Regions from separate parts of the Homo sapiens genome. Here region 2 is linked to region 1. Evidence: chromatin contacts called from ENCODE Hi-C data. All regions are on one chromosome and are shown on one strand. Each heading gives the region's core, a stretch centred on a gene start or an enhancer-like site at or near the end of the contact. The rest is flanking DNA. Distances are from core to core; before and after follow the strand shown. Region 1 overlaps LOC105376311 (a long non-coding RNA gene). Region 2 holds the start of PIERCE1 (piercer of microtubule wall 1).

Region 1 (7,273 bases), core at 3,045-5,544:
GCCTGAGGCAGTTGTTTGTTTGGCAAAAGTGCTTGACACCTTCCAGAAGGGGGCAGAGACCCCAACACAGCTCCCCACATAGGTGACTCCTGCTGGGTGAAGGCTTCCAACAGGCCCCAGGGCGCCCTTCACAATTCCTCTTCAGAGAACCAAAGCCCCACTGAGGTCCCATAGAATTTTAGAATGTAAAAGGGGCATGCCCCTTGGACCCAGCAACGTCGCTTCTGAACTCCATCCAGGAGAGCACCTGCCGAATGCTGGACAGGAGTGTTCATGACAGCACCAGCTGGTGACAGCCCCACAGGGAAAACAAGCAAAATGCCCAGCAAAGTGGCGTCCAGCAGGGCCCAGGAGCACCATTAGAAAGAAAAGCAGCTCCATGCACAGCCTCCAGGAAGGAGGGCCCGATGCTTGCACGTGAAGGAGAGCCATCGGCAGAAGCGCATACTGGAGTGTTGGAAACCGAGTGTATCGTGGGAGGGGTAGGTGCTGGAACATTCCAGAAGAATGAGCCCCAACAGCAGAAAGGCCAGCTGAGCGAGGGCATCATCAACTTTAACCGAGCCCTCCTCCGGAAGTTTCCTTCTCATGCACACGCTTCTCAGTGCAGATACCAAGAACAGAGCTCATCCTGGCTGATAATCAGGGCGCTGGGTTTGAGTCTGGACTCTGCCCCAACCTGCTGCATGACCCTCAGCTGACATCTTCCCTTTTCTGGGCCTCAGTGTCCCATCTGTCACCCAGAAAGTCTCCTGGAGACAGGACCCCAGAGGATTCAGTGAGCATCACGCTCCATCCTAGGGAGTGGGTGGTGGAGTCCCTTCCGAGGAACTCATGCCTGCATGGAGGGCACACGGGAGGGGCAGAGAGGCATGTGGCATCGGGCCTCCCCATCCCCAAGGGCCGCAGTTAGGCCACAGCTTCAGACTCAGGCTCGATTTTGGTCACAGGGGCCTAGAGGTCAAGCATCCTCCAGCATCTGGGAAATGTCCTCCGTGGGTAACGGGAGAGGTGCACAGGGGCTGACCCCGAATGACCACCAGGGCCAGTGAAGTGCTGTGAGAGCCCCGCTAGGCCCACGGTGCACACAGGGCAGAGCCTTGAGGGGCGAGGCCTCCAGCGATGAGGGCCACAGAGCCAGCAGGAGGGAGGCCCAGCCAGGACAGGCCCAAGAGATAAGATTTGTGTTCCCTGAAAGCCTAGAGGACATGGCAGTCAGGTGTGGACGACAGGCAGGATCCACAGAGGTAGGAGCTCAGACTGGCAGGGCTGGCTCAGACGGGCTTCCTGGAGGAGGGGTTGGGGTTGGGATGGTCACGAAGCCGCCCCTGTGAGTCCCCAGGTCCCTTTCGTAAAGCTCTCTTGGAGAAAATTCACCTTGGGCCCTTCCTAGCTGCACCCATACCCAGCCTCATGACTCATGACCCATGAGGTTGTCCTATCTGCCATTCTCCCTGACCTCACCCTGCCCCCGCCACATGCTGCAGGGAGAAGAGGGAAGGGAGGTCCCCAGCTTGGCCGCAGACTTCTGCTTTCCCAGTTGACACTGACCCACGTTTGACCACGGCAGATCCTGCCCCACAGCCCAGGCCCACCTCCAGTGCACAGCCTTGAGCTCCAGAGCCGCCATCCTGGTCTCCCATAGGGAGGGATGAGGCCTTCGAGGGGTTCAGGGCAGGCTTCTGACTGACCTGTTTATGGCCAGTGTCGCCCAGCGAAGAACTAGCTGGGGGTCACACAGGCCAGGTGGGTGCCTCCCCCACCAGCTGTTGGGTCAGAGACCAGGGCAACCCCTGAGCAAGTTTTCAGGGTGGCTTCTCCTAAATTCAGCAGCACCTGCAAATTCCCAAAAGATGTGCCAATTTCGCCTGGATTTCTGCAGGCTCCGGGAGGATGATGCGCGCCACTCCCTCCATATCCCGCCCCACCTTTCCCTTAAAGAGTTAACAGAGACCTGGAGCCCAGCGTCCCATCACAGCCCAGTCCTTGCCATTCAGCGTCTAGCCTCACCCAGAGCCCTCACCCTGGCAGAAGGCAAAACTCAGGCTCAGAGGACAGGCACTTGCAGGCTGGGACTGGGTCCAGAGTCTGGCTGTCCGGTCCCTGCCTGGAGCTCTCGGCCCATCCAGGCCAGTGGAAAGTCCAGCAAAGAAGTGAAGCAGCCCCCACCAAACCCTCAGCAGGCAGTGGGAGGGGACAGAGAGCTCCCCGGTAAGCAGAGAGCCAGCAGCTACTTTCCATGGAAAAAATGTCTTAAGGTCCCCCCAGAGGCCAGGAGGCCCCAGCCATGACTCAAGTCTCTGCTGCTGAAGAATCGCTCCCGACCAGACAGCCCCTCGGCCCAGGCAGGCTCCACCCCACCCCCAGCTCCCATCACACCAAGGCCCCATTCCAGGCAGGGCCCCAGTGTCAAACCCCAGGGCCCCACCGCAGGCTCCGTGGCCCTCTGCATCTCACCCTGGCCATGGCGGGAGCCATGGGGCCTCGACAAGCACAGGCCCTGCTGCTCAGGCCCGTCTGCAGAGGCCTCAGCGGCCCACCTGCAGAGTGGGAAGGGGGTCTGTGGGGGGGTTCCCCGTGGGCCTTAAAAGTCCACCAGAGGCTTGACCAAGGTGAGCCCAGAGGGAGGGTGCAGGCCTTGGCCCCTGGTAGACTGAGTGCCAGAGGGCAGGGCCTGGGTCTCAGGGCACAGCACCAGTCAGCTGTCAATAAACACCGGTGGATGCGACTCCGAGGCCTCCGGCAGACACGCTCGTCCACACCATGGAACTGGGCTTCCCCTTCAGGCTTCATTTCAAGGCGTTTCTGAGACTACACCTGGAGATGACAGGACACTACACCACAGTCCAGAGACCCTGTCTGTGACGGCCTCAAGGCAGAAGTACTTGCCACGTGGCAGGCAAACCCTTCCTGCCCTGGGGGTCCCCTTGCACTAAAAAGCCTCAGGGGTCTGGGGCAGGTCTGGGAGAGGCTGTGTCCTTCGCCCAGAGGCCTGGGCTCCATCAGGGTGCAGCACTGTCCCTGGGAAGCCCTTGGACTCTTGGGCAGAGAAGCAGCAGAGAGAACCACCCCAGCTCCTGAGATTTCAGGGCAGGCAGGACCCAGCTCAGGATGACCCCAGGGCAGGAGGGACAGAGATAGTGACCAGAAGCTGGGGACACTGTGAGAGACACAGACCCCGGCCCCACCCCACAGGACACAGAGGGACACAGACCCCGGCCCCACCCCACAGGACACAGGGGGACACAGACACTGGCCCCACCCCACAGGACACAGAGGGACACAGACCCCAGCTCCACCCGACAGGACACAGGGGGACACAGACCCCAGCCCCACCACACAGGACACAGGGGGACACAGACCCCGGCCCCACCCCACAGGACCCAGAGGGACACAGACCCCGGCCCACCCCACAGGACACAGATGGACACAGACCCCGGCCCCACCACACAGGACACAGATGGACACAGACCCCGGCTCCACCCGACAGGACACAGGGGGACACAGACACTGGCCCCACCACACAGGACACAGAGGGACACAGACCCCAGCTCCACCAGACAGGACACAGGGGGACACAGACCCCGGCCCCACCACACAGGACACAGAGGGACACAGACCCCAGCCCCAGCTGACAGGACACAGGGGGACACAGACCACGGCCCCACCCCACAGGACATAGAGGGACACAGACCCCAGCTCCACCCAACAGGACACAGAGGTACTCAGACCCCAGCCATACCCTACAGGACACAGGGGGACACAGACCCGGGGTCCACCCCACGGGACATAGAGGGACACAGACCCTCGGCCCACCCCACAGGATGCTGGGACGATGGAGACACCCAGCCGCATGCTACAGGACACTGTGGAAACCGCTGATCCTGGGGCCATTGGAAAGCAGGGAGCCCTGAGGGCCTGGCCATGGCCCCCCTGCCAGCCCGGACCCCCATAGCTCTGCCTTGGAGTGGAAGCTTAGCTCTAGGCAAGGCCGGGCCATTTCTGTCCAGGAGCCTGTGGGGTCAGATGGGGTAGATGCAGGCTGAGCAGGGGAAGGCACAGCTGGAGCTCGGAGGGCGATTGGGGACAACCCAGCATGTCCAAAGTTAGGGACCCCCTCTCCCAGCTACAGCTTCCCTCCTTCTGGGAGAGACCCCTGTTGGTGGGCTGTCGGGCTGGAGCATGGCCGGCAGCTGGCCCGAGCCATGTTTCGTGGGGTGTGTGTCACCACGCAGTCCGCGAGCTTCATAGTTTCCCACTGACGTCACCGCATGGCTAGAATGTGAAGTGACTGCAAACCCTCAGAGGCATAATTGCAGTTGTCTTTGCAAAGTGAAATCAGATGGCTTTTGCAAACCTCCCCCAGCCCTGCCTTCTCCCCGCGGCTCTCCCTTTTTTTTTTATTATGTTCCTTGGGCCACATCCAGATGTTTCCTGCAACTACAACCCTCCAAAAGTTACACAAAGAGAGCGAGAGCGTGCAGCTTCCTGCCTGCAGGGTGGAAGTGGCGACGTGGCAGGGTGGGGGCGGCCACGTCTACAGGGTGGGCGGGGGCGACCACGTCAGCAGCTGGGGCAGCAGGCTCCAGGCAGGTCCCAGCCCCCTGCCTCCTTGTGCCTGGGGTCTGGGCGCTGAGAGACAAGGCCGGAGGGCCACGGTGCATGAGGGACAGCCCCTTCCGGCCGCTGCGGCCCTGGCCCAGCAGTGGGCCGAGTGGAGACCGCGGCCGGGAAGGAGCAGGGCACCTCGGTCAAGATCAGCCTTTGGGTTCGGGCTGCTCCGGGCGCCACTCCCAGCTGCGCTACTTACACGTGTGGCCTGGGAGCCACGTCTCCACCGGAACCTCTGTTTCCACGGCGATAGGGGTGGTTGCTGGGAGCTTTAATTAAAACCAGTCTCTGTCCACTGCTGGCAGCAGGGAGCGCCTCACCTGGACCCAGGCACCTAGGACAGGTGTGGTCTCGGAAGACACAGCAGAGCCCGACACGGAGGGGCTTACAGGGGAAGGGCCTTGAAGGAGGCCCAGGGTTTCCTGAGGCACAGGCAGGGAAGGGGGGCCGAGGCGAGGAAGCGGCTTTATCAGAGGCCTGGCAGCTGGGCACAAACGCCGTGGGGGCCCAAGGCGTCCCTGAGAGAGACGCACGTGAGGGTCTCTGGAGAAGGAGGTCCGCCATTTCCAGGGAAAGGGGACACCTGTAGGTTTCCCCTGCGGCATCCCTCTGTCCTGTCTGCCTCCCTCGCCCAGAGGATTCCCAACTGTAGGGGGCAGGCAGGGCTGGCTCACGCCTGACCTCAGTCCACAGCCTGTCCCTCTCTGACCTAGGCCATCCCTGGGTGTAGGCACAGTCCCTGGTGGGCAGAGCTGGGAACGTGGACAGGTGGAGACAGGTGTCAAGGCCAGGCAAAGGCTCAGCAAAATGTCTAGAGGGGGTAAAATGGCCCCCGAACCTTCCAAGGGCTGTTTCAGAAATAGGACTTGAAAGTTCGTAGTCAACCCAGGCTGACACCTCCTCATCACCTGCCTTCAGAACCCATCCATGGAAATGCTGACACTGCAGTTCAGGGTCCCCAAACCACCCTCAGGCTCAGGGACGTGCTGGACTGGCTCACAGAACTCAGCCAGGCAGCGATACCCGAGGTCAGGGTTTAGCGCCGTGAAAGGACATAGCCTCGAACCAGCAAACTGGGCATCTCTAGAGGGCAGGGTTTAGGGGAGACCAGACTCCAGCACCCAGGGGTCTTCTCTCAGTAGAGTCGGGCAGACGATGCTCAATTCTCCCAGAATGGTGTGCACCAGCCAGGGGGGCCCAGCCACGCCTCGGGGCTCAGGGTTCCTACTGGGGGTCCATCGCAAAGACATGCCTCACTGCCCGTGTGCTTGGCCTTGGTCTCATCCCCAGGATGATGAGCCGATACAGCACAGCCCAAGGTCCCACTGTAAATGACATCATTAGCGCGGTCACTAGGGTGGCCCAAGACCCCCAAGCAAACACAGACACTTATCACGCAGTATATTTCAAGTGGCTAGAGGTCAGAGGTCACCTCCCAGGAGCTAGGCCAGAGCCAGACCTTTCTTTGGAATGTGCAGGGTGTGGACAACTCAGGCCTGCTGAGTTAACCCTTTCCTGCACAGTGACCAGAACCCACCAGCACCCCACTGGGAGGTGATCAGCTTGAATGAGTCCCGACTGAGGCAGGAGAGGGGAGGAGGCGGAGAAAACCACAGACAAAATTACAGTCCAGTGGGAGCCAGGGCAGCTGGCGTCACCTCCATTTTACAGATGATGTGGGATGGAGGCAGGAAGAGGGGTTATGACGTGCCCAGGTCACAGAGCCAGCCTGGGATGGTGCCAGAACCCCACCCTGATCTCATGCAGCTTGCTCCTGTCACCCCTGGCCCCGCCTCTTCAGCAGTGGAGGAGACAAATGGGGCCTGGCCCATGCCTTGACGGGGGCCCTAGAACTGGGGGCCTGGTGGTGGCTGCCTCCTGGGAAGTATCGGCGTCTCTCTTGAACTAAGGTGGAGCTTGGGTTTTGAGAGCAAGCGCTCTTTGCAGTGGCCACGTGCTGGGCCCTGCTCAAACCTCTTCGGACTCCCAGAAAGAATGAGGTCGGGCCCTTTCCACCCTGAAATGTGCAGCAAGCATCTGAGAAAGGGGAGGGCAGTGCTAAACCCTCAGGACGGAGCCCAGCGGCTGTGATCCCGGGCAGCAGGGAGGCAGTGTTAGGGGAGGGGGAGGCCTCCTTGCTGCCCCCACCAAATCACACGGACCATAGGGTGTGGATTCCAGAACAACTCCCTCTTTCCACAAAAGGGAAAGCCGAGACCTCGAGTGAGCAGAAAGGATGAGCCTGTGGTCACACGGAGCTTGTCCCAGGCCGGCCGCTCCCATGCTGCTGCTCCCATGCCGCCGCTCCCAGGCTGCCCATCCAGCTAAGGATGTCCCTGACACGGGTTCCTTTGGATTCTTCATAGAAACATTTTGGAAGATTCATGTCTAAGGGTTTTAATGAAAATGGCAGCTTTCCAGGCTGGTCTTGGATAGCAATCGTGAGCAGCCCCGCCGGCCAGTGCTCACCTGGGGCCCCAACCACTCGGGAGGGGGAGGGGGCATGTTGAGTCAGCAGCAAGAGAGATTGCAGTTAGACCTAAGAAAGTCCACCCAAGTGAGAGCCAGATGGCCATGCCTGGTTATAGACAAGTTTCAGGAGCCCCTCCACAGCCCCCCACCCCAGCACTTCCTCCTATAACATGCAGGTACAGGGCCTGGA
Region 2 (7,273 bases), core at 1-2,500, 1.0 Mb before region 1:
CTGTCCTCCGACTCGCGGATCATAAGGGCCGTCGCGCTTCCAAGCGTCCTGCGGCTCGGCCGAGCAGGCCGGGGGGTCGCCTTCCCGAGAAAGCCCAACCAGCGCGACGGGGCCCGGGCACCTGGGGGGAAGTAGATAGAGGTCCTGGCGCCGAGTCCCGAATGCACCACGCCCGCTCCCCACCGCATCCCCAACGGGCCCCTCCGCGTCCCTAACGGGTCCCCTCCGCGTCCCCGCGCCCTCCCCGAGTCCCCTCCGCGCTCGCCCCGGGTCCCCTCCACGTCCCCGCCGCTCCATCGGGTCCCCGCGCCCCTCCGCATCCTCCTCGCATGCTCCTCCCCAGGGTCCCGCAAGCGCGCGCTCACCCGCGCCGAGTATTCGGGGCAGCGCGGCCGAGGATGTCGCCATGGCTGGGACGCGGGGCAGAGCGAGGTCTCCCTCCAGGCCAGGCCGAGCGGCCTCCCCTTCCGTCGCCATCCGCGCGGGGCCGCAGTGCCGCCTACAGGCCCGGAGGAGCCACAGCGCTGTCCCCAGGCGGCTGGGACCTCCCTGCGGGGGCGGGGCACGCGAGGGGTCAGGGCCCGGGGTCCTGGGCTTGAGAGTCTCGGGCGGGGAGTGGAGCCACGGTCCTCGCCCTGCAGCTCGCCCCGCCCTGCTAATGGGACCGGCCAGCCCGGGAGGCCCCTGACCCTTGGGGAAGCCCGCTGGGCGATGGGGACCCTCGCCTCCCGCCAAGTGAGCTGTGAACCACGTCCTGCGCAACCTCTCGCTCTCCAAAACTGTTTGTAATATTTAAACGATATTTGGCTTAGGAGAATTTCATAAAGTTAGCCAGATCTCGGGTCTCAATTTAGACTCGGGGTGCTGGGGGGCATAGCATCCCTGGAGTACATTGGACAGCAAAAGTCCAATCGTTGCCTGCCGAGTGGACCTGCAGTGCTTAAACCCCGTCACCCGGCTGGCGGGGTCCCAGGCCCTGGGGTTTCTTTCGCCCGGGAGTCCACGCCCTGATGCTGGGGTGGCCCGGTCCCCCCGCGGGTGGCTGGGGGCCTGGGGCTGCCTCACACGACGGTCCCAGCAGGGAATCTCTCGCCGTCCCGACCTTCCCGGCCCTTGGGGAGTCGCCCGGCAGGTTCCGGACCCACCCGCAGAGGAACCCGGCCCACGCGCGGCGCCTTTAAGGCCCCTCCGCTCGCTCCCCAGTCACGTGACCTGGCCGTCGCTTGGCAACAGGACGCCGCCGAGTCCCGCTTCTCCTCCAGGCACAATGGCTGAGGAATGCCCCAGAGCGTGCGCGGAGCCTGTGGCGCCCAAGGCCACGGCCCCGCCGGAGAGGACCAGCGACTACTACCGCGTGAGCGCGGACCTGCCGGGCAGGTTCAACAACCCGGGGTGGTTCCGGGGCTACAGGTGAGGAAGCTGGGGCCCGCCTGGTCCTGGCGTCCACTGCTCGATAGCCCCGTGTGTGAGAGACCCCGCAAGACCCCCAAGGTCCTAGCTACAGAAATCAAGAAGATCGAGTGGTCATCCGGGGCCCGCGCTGTCATCGCCCGCCAGTGAGCGGCGACCGTGCTCCCTAGAGCCTCATACAAGGAAGTGGGGATAAGGGCAGTGGGGGGCAGGGCCGTGGGGGGAGAAAGCCCAGTTGTGGTCTCAGCTCCACTGATTTGTGTCGGGTGAGTCTCCTCTCCTCTCTACCCTGAAACTCCGCTGCGGGGCGTGAGCACAGCAGCACCTCCACTGTCTTGCTGTAGACTCAGCCAGCTCTGAGCTGCCACAGGGCATTGCAGGCTAAGAAGTAGTAAGAAACTCAATTCCTGTAGGCAGGTGCAAACATCTTGCCGTGCTCATCACACATTTGGTCCCTCAACAGTCCTCTAGGGCAGGGTCTGTTAGTATCCTCATTCTCGCATTGAGATGACTGGGATGTAGAAGGAACAACTTGGCCAAGATCTAGGAGTATAAAGTAAAGCTATGTCGTGGGCCTGCAGCCTCTCAGTAGCCTGTCCTACTGACAGGTAGGGGCAGTGGTACCAGTAGAAGCATAGCCTCAGTGAGGGTGGGGGCTCAGAGGCAGAGGGACCCTCTGGGTGGCAGGGTCTGGAGGCCAAGCCTCCGCTCCTGACAAGCTAGGTTACCCAGAAATTGCAGCATGTGCCGAGGCCCTGCCAGGGCTGGGGATCAGCACTTGCTGGCTGCCTGCTCTTTAGGGCTTTGGCCTGCCTTGGAAGAGCAGGGACAGTGGCAAGCAGAGGGGGCCGGGGAGGCCGGGCCATTCAGAACGGTCATCAGCCAGGTACTCCCAGAGGCTGCCTTCGAGGCCACATCACCAGCCCGGGCATATTGCTCTTTCCATGGGGGCATTTCCAGGGGAGTGCCGTCAACCAAATACAAGGCTGTGGCTTGTGCAGAATTAGAGTAAATGAATGAAAATAGAGTGTTTCTCATCTACCAGGACCCAGAAGGCTGTCTCCGTGTACAGGACCAGTAACCAGGCTTACGGGAGCAGAGCCCCCACCGTGCACGAGATGCCTGTAAGTGGGATGCAAGACCGGGCATGGGGGGCAGGGGGTGGGTGGCCTCAAGAAGAGGCTAAAAACCTGGGGTTCTCAACAGGTCAACAATGAGACGGGGAGGGGTGCACCCAGGGAGGAGGCCAAAGTTCCAGCATCACAAATGGGGAGGAGGGAGGTTCCCAAAATCGCTTTGGGAGAGGGTAGGATGGAACTAAATGAGTGAATGAATTTGGGAGTGGAGTGTTTTAAAAGAGGAGGATATAGACTTGCTGACATCACCCTGCCCCCATACACCCAACCACACGCACAGCAGTCTCACACACACACACGCAACCATCTCCTGCAACTTACGGTGCTCAGTTCTGAGGCAAATAAATGAAGGGCTACTTTTTTTTTGGAATTGTACTTTATGAGATGTTAACGTGTAACCTGAAGAGGCAGTACTGGCTGACGGCACAGCTTGTGGGTGGGCAAGTTGTATTGGTGGGCACAGGAGTCTGTGGGCCATTGGGGAAGCCAAACCCTTTTTGAGCTTGACCTTAGGCTCCAGGATGGCCCTCCTAGAACCTCCCCACACCAAACCCCATGAAGGTCCAGGTGAATGGACAGAGGGACTAGTGCGGTGTCTCCTGCACACCTGGGACACTGGGCCAGCCATTCTGGGGTGAGAATGTTGTGGACGTATTTTCGTTGTCAAAGCATTCATCACTGAAAAGGTCTGGTGAGTGCTTATTTAGTTGTGTGGCGTGAGTGACTGAGCCCTTGTGAGAAGATTACTTATCTAAAAATGCTGGAGCATTTGAGAATCACTCTCCCGTAATCAGACGACCCTGAGTTTTCCCTGGGGATCAGGTATTTCTATGAAAAAGACCAGACACAGCTGGATGCGGTGGCTCACGCCTGTAATCCCAGCACTTTGGGAGGCTGAGGTGAGAGGATCACTTGAGGCTCAGAGATCAAGACCAGCCTGGGCAACGTAATGAGACCCCCATCCCTGTAAAAATAAAATAAAATAATTAGCTGGGTGTGGTGGCATGCACCTGTAGTCCCAGCTATTCAGGAGGCTGAGGGTGGAGGATTGCTTGAGCCCAGGAGGTTGAGGCTGCAGTCAGCCTTGATCATGCCATTGCATTCCACCCTGGGTGAGAGCCAGACCCTGTTACCAAAACAAACAAGCAAACAAACAAAAACCAAAAAAAAAAGAAAAAAAAACCCAGCACACTCACTAACATGGGTCCAGATGTTTTAGGTTTTATAAAAGGCCATGAAAAAATGTTCCTATTGTAAATGGTAGGAGCCTTCAGGTCACTGATGGGAGCAGGCAGTGGGGTAGGAGGCATGAGGTACTACTGACAAGTTTCCAAGGAGGTTCTCCTCCTTCTTATCCACCTGCTCCGTCTGGAGTCTCTTTTCCAGTTTCGTGACCAAGGGTGGATGCCGGAGAAGCTGTTTACCTCCCATGTGGGAATAGAAGATAAATGCTTTGCATTAAAAAGTGCACTGAAAGGCTGGGCGTGGTGGCTCACGCCTGTAATCCCAGCACTTTGGGAGGCCGAGGCGGGTGGATCACCTGAGGTCAGGAGTTTGAGACCAGCCTGGCCAACATGGCGAAACCCCGTCTCTACTAAAAATACAAAAAGTAGCCGGGCATAGTGGTGGGCGCCTGTAATCCCAGCTGCTTGGGAGGCTGAGGCAGGAGAATTGCTTGAACCCAGAGGCGAAGGTTGCAGTGAGCTGAGATGGCGCCATTGCACGCCGGCGTGGGTGACTAGAGCAAAAACTCCATCTCAAAAAAAAAAAAAAAAAAATGCACTGAAGGGAATTCCTCTCCATGATACTGCATGGGCGGATCCCTGTGATGATACATTTGTCCCACCCATAGAATGTAGACTTTAGTTACTAATAAAGTATCAACACTGGCTCCACCGTAAAAAGTGTGCTACACAAGTGCGACATGCTAAGGACAGGGGGAACTGTGTTTGCTGAGGGAGGTAATTTGGGAACTCTCCGTACTTTCTGTTCAATTTTTCTATAGATCTAAAACTTCTCAAAAACAAAGAAAAGTTTTCTCTTTGCACTTGTTTCTTGCCAAGGAGATGAAACATCAGGTGATGTGCGTGGCACAGGATCCTCTAAGGACAGGTCACCCGTATGGGGTAAAATATTTGGCGGAGGTCCAGACCACTCGCTTCAGGAATGTCACAGTCACCTAATGATGCTGTCTTGCTAGAATAACTCCTACCACTGGGTGCCCGCCCACACGAGTGGCCTCAGCACACCCCTTCTCAATGGAGTTTTGCTCTTGTTGCCCAGGCAGGACTGCAATGGCACAATCTCGGCTCACTGCAAGCTCCGCCTCCCCGGTTCAAGCAATTCTCCTGCCTCAGCCTCCCGAGTAGCTGGGATTACATGCGCCCGCCACCACACCTGGCTAATATTTTTGTATTTTTAGTAGAGACGGCATTTCACTATGTTGGCCAGGCTGGTCTCGAACTCCTGACCTGAGGCGATCCACCTGCCTCAGCCTCCCAGAGTGCTGGGATTACAGGCGTGAGCCACCGCACCCAGCCCCAGTTAAGGTTGAAACCCACTGACATGGATATCATTTCTATTCCATAGAAGAGAAAACTGAAGTTCAGAGAGGGCTGGCAGCTTTCCCAGAGTAGCACAGTGAGCAAAAGCAGACCTGGGGGTGACTCCAGGACTGACCCCCAAGGCGATGCTCACAGCCACATCCTGAGGTAGAGATGGCACACAGGTGGCCCCACAGCTCATTCTTCTATCCTTAGAACAGTGCCGGGGGCAGTGTTAACAGCAAGTGCCAGGCATCGGGCATGGATTAGGATGGTCTGGGGTGAGCCAGGCCATCCTACCCACTCTGGCTTCTCTGCATTTTCTTATGAATTCTTATTTTTCTTTCAAAAATATTCAACGGATTGCTCAAGAGTATTATACGTCATTAATCCGTGTTCCTTTATCTCTTATAGAAAGTATTTTATCCAAATTCGAATAAATTTTCCCAACAACTTGCAGCGGGTGGAATGTTCCGGAACAATACTCTCAATGTTTACCTGGAGAAAAGCATCGTGACTGGCCCCGATAACTGCATCACCTCCTGTGACCGGCTCAACTTCCACCCCAGTTACAACATCAACAGGCCATCCATCTGCGATTGAGGGGCTGGAAACTCCCTCTAGGAGTCCTCTGACCCCAGGGCCTCCTGGAAAATCATCATCCCTCATCACCCACAGTCGCCCGATTGTGACGGCACAGACTGCGCTGCCTTCCCTGAAAATATTATTCGTCTGCGGAGTAGGAAAATATGCAAACGGGGCCGTGAAGTCCTGCCATTTCACATCTAATAAGTACATGGGAAAGATGCTAATGGTTGACTTTGCATTAAAAACGTTGTCACATCCTGAGCTTCCGTCTCGTCTGACGTTTGTCATGGTGGAGTGGGGCTGTGGGCTCCCGGGGCCCAAGTCCTGGCCTGAGCATCGGGAGCGCTGGTGGCTAACTCCGCTCGTGTCTGTATTTGGGAGCCATGTTACACACAAGACCAGTTAGGGAGCAGATCTCCCGTCCTAAAGCACCCAGCACCCTGGCTGAGATCTGCACAAACACTGCGGGGTTCCCACGAGGGCATGAGATGCCCCACTGGGGTGTGGGCGAGGGCCAGGCGCTGGGCAGGAGGAGGAGCAGATGCCTCGTCAGCCAAGTCGAGGCTGAACAGGCAGGAGGGGCCGTTACTGTGTGAGATTACTGGAGGAGCACATGGGGTTGCAGATGAACCTCCTCCACCATGTTTGTGTGCTTCATGCTCCAGCAAGGGGCAGGGGCAGGGACAGGGGCAGAGACAAGGTTGGTGAATGCCCTTCATTGTGGAAGGGGATGATGCAGACATGGGCATTCTCTATGTTTATTTTAAAATTTCAATAAAAAGTAAAAAAAAAGGCAGGGGATTACCTGTATTTTGCTAAGGGGGGTAATAACTACATGAAGTGGATTTTTATCTCTATGTAGTCATAAATCCATGTTTACTATGAGCTACAGGGTCTTCAATAAAAAAAAATTTGTCTATGACATGGATTTTTTTTCCCTCTATGAGAGCAAGATGTGTTCATTATAGGAAATTTAGAAAGTACTGAAACTAGAAAAAAGAAACTCCTCTTACACACCATCAATAATATCTTGTTAATAGATTCTTACCTGCAGGGATTCTACTCACGAATTAGGGAAGAAGTTAAACATCATGATGGGTTATTTCTTCATATAAACGTTTTATTATTAATACACAAAAGTAAACATTTTGGCAACAGTCTTAATGTCCAATTTGGGATGGAAATGCTTTCCAGAGAAAATCAATATATTTAATTAAAAAGTATACAAAATTGGCCCTGAAGCCAGGATCTATGTAATATCTTTCTTCTGAGCTAAAAAACCAGCAGAGACTCCAGGCATCAAACTGAAAATGTTTTTGCAGTTATTCCTTAAAAATACCAGAAATACCAGTAACCCCTCTGTGTTTAGCTTCTATTGAAATAAATAAAAAAAAATGCCTTATCAATCAGGTTTCTCAACACACTGAAAAGAATGCATTCCCGGCCGGGCATGGTGGGTGGCTCACACCTTGTAATCCCAGCACTTTGGGAGGCTGAGGTGGGCAGATCACTTGAGGTCAGGTGCTCCAGACCATCCTGACCAACATGGTGAAACCCTGTCTCTACTAAAAATACAAAAATTAGCCAGGGGTGTTG

What was found. A loop is a pair of places that touch in the nucleus more often than their neighbours do. Pooled maps may share reads with other maps.
Region 2: a loop to region 1 is called in a map of CD4-positive, alpha-beta T cell, with 6 times the contacts of the local background. The contact joins the promoter of PIERCE1 here to the enhancer-like site in region 1. A Hi-C loop is called at or near these places in 3 of 168 maps with a recorded cell type or tissue (CD4-positive, alpha-beta T cell, CD8-positive, alpha-beta T cell and naive thymus-derived CD4-positive, alpha-beta T cell) and 8 of 50 pooled maps.

The regions. Positions count from the first base shown.
Region 1 is chr9:134,453,617-134,460,889 of GRCh38, reverse strand. The region is part of intron 1 of LOC105376311 (a long non-coding RNA gene); the gene reads right to left. Among named protein-coding and RNA genes, the nearest start is that of MIR4669, 78 kb to the right of the region's middle. RefSeq lists enhancers at 3,488-4,424, 4,425-5,362, 5,706-6,541. Within about 2 kb of position 4,294, at least 35 of the 41 ENCODE cell types and tissues checked have a DNase peak (open chromatin) inside an H3K27ac peak, as active enhancers do; they include CD4-positive, alpha-beta T cell and CD8-positive, alpha-beta T cell, where a contact is called at or near this core.
Region 2 is chr9:135,493,846-135,501,118 of GRCh38, reverse strand. It overlaps PIERCE1 (piercer of microtubule wall 1), which reads left to right and starts at 1,250. Exons shown (of 3, transcript NM_001048265.2): 1 at 1,250-1,410; 2 at 2,456-2,534; 3 at 5,504-5,938. The coding sequence starts at 1,268. The coding sequence ends at 5,692. MRPS2 (mitochondrial ribosomal protein S2) reads right to left here and starts at 437. Exons shown (of 4, transcript NM_016034.5): 1 at 366-437; 2 at 1-121. The coding sequence starts at 408. RefSeq lists an enhancer at 1-212 and silencers at 168-327, 538-707, 978-1,147.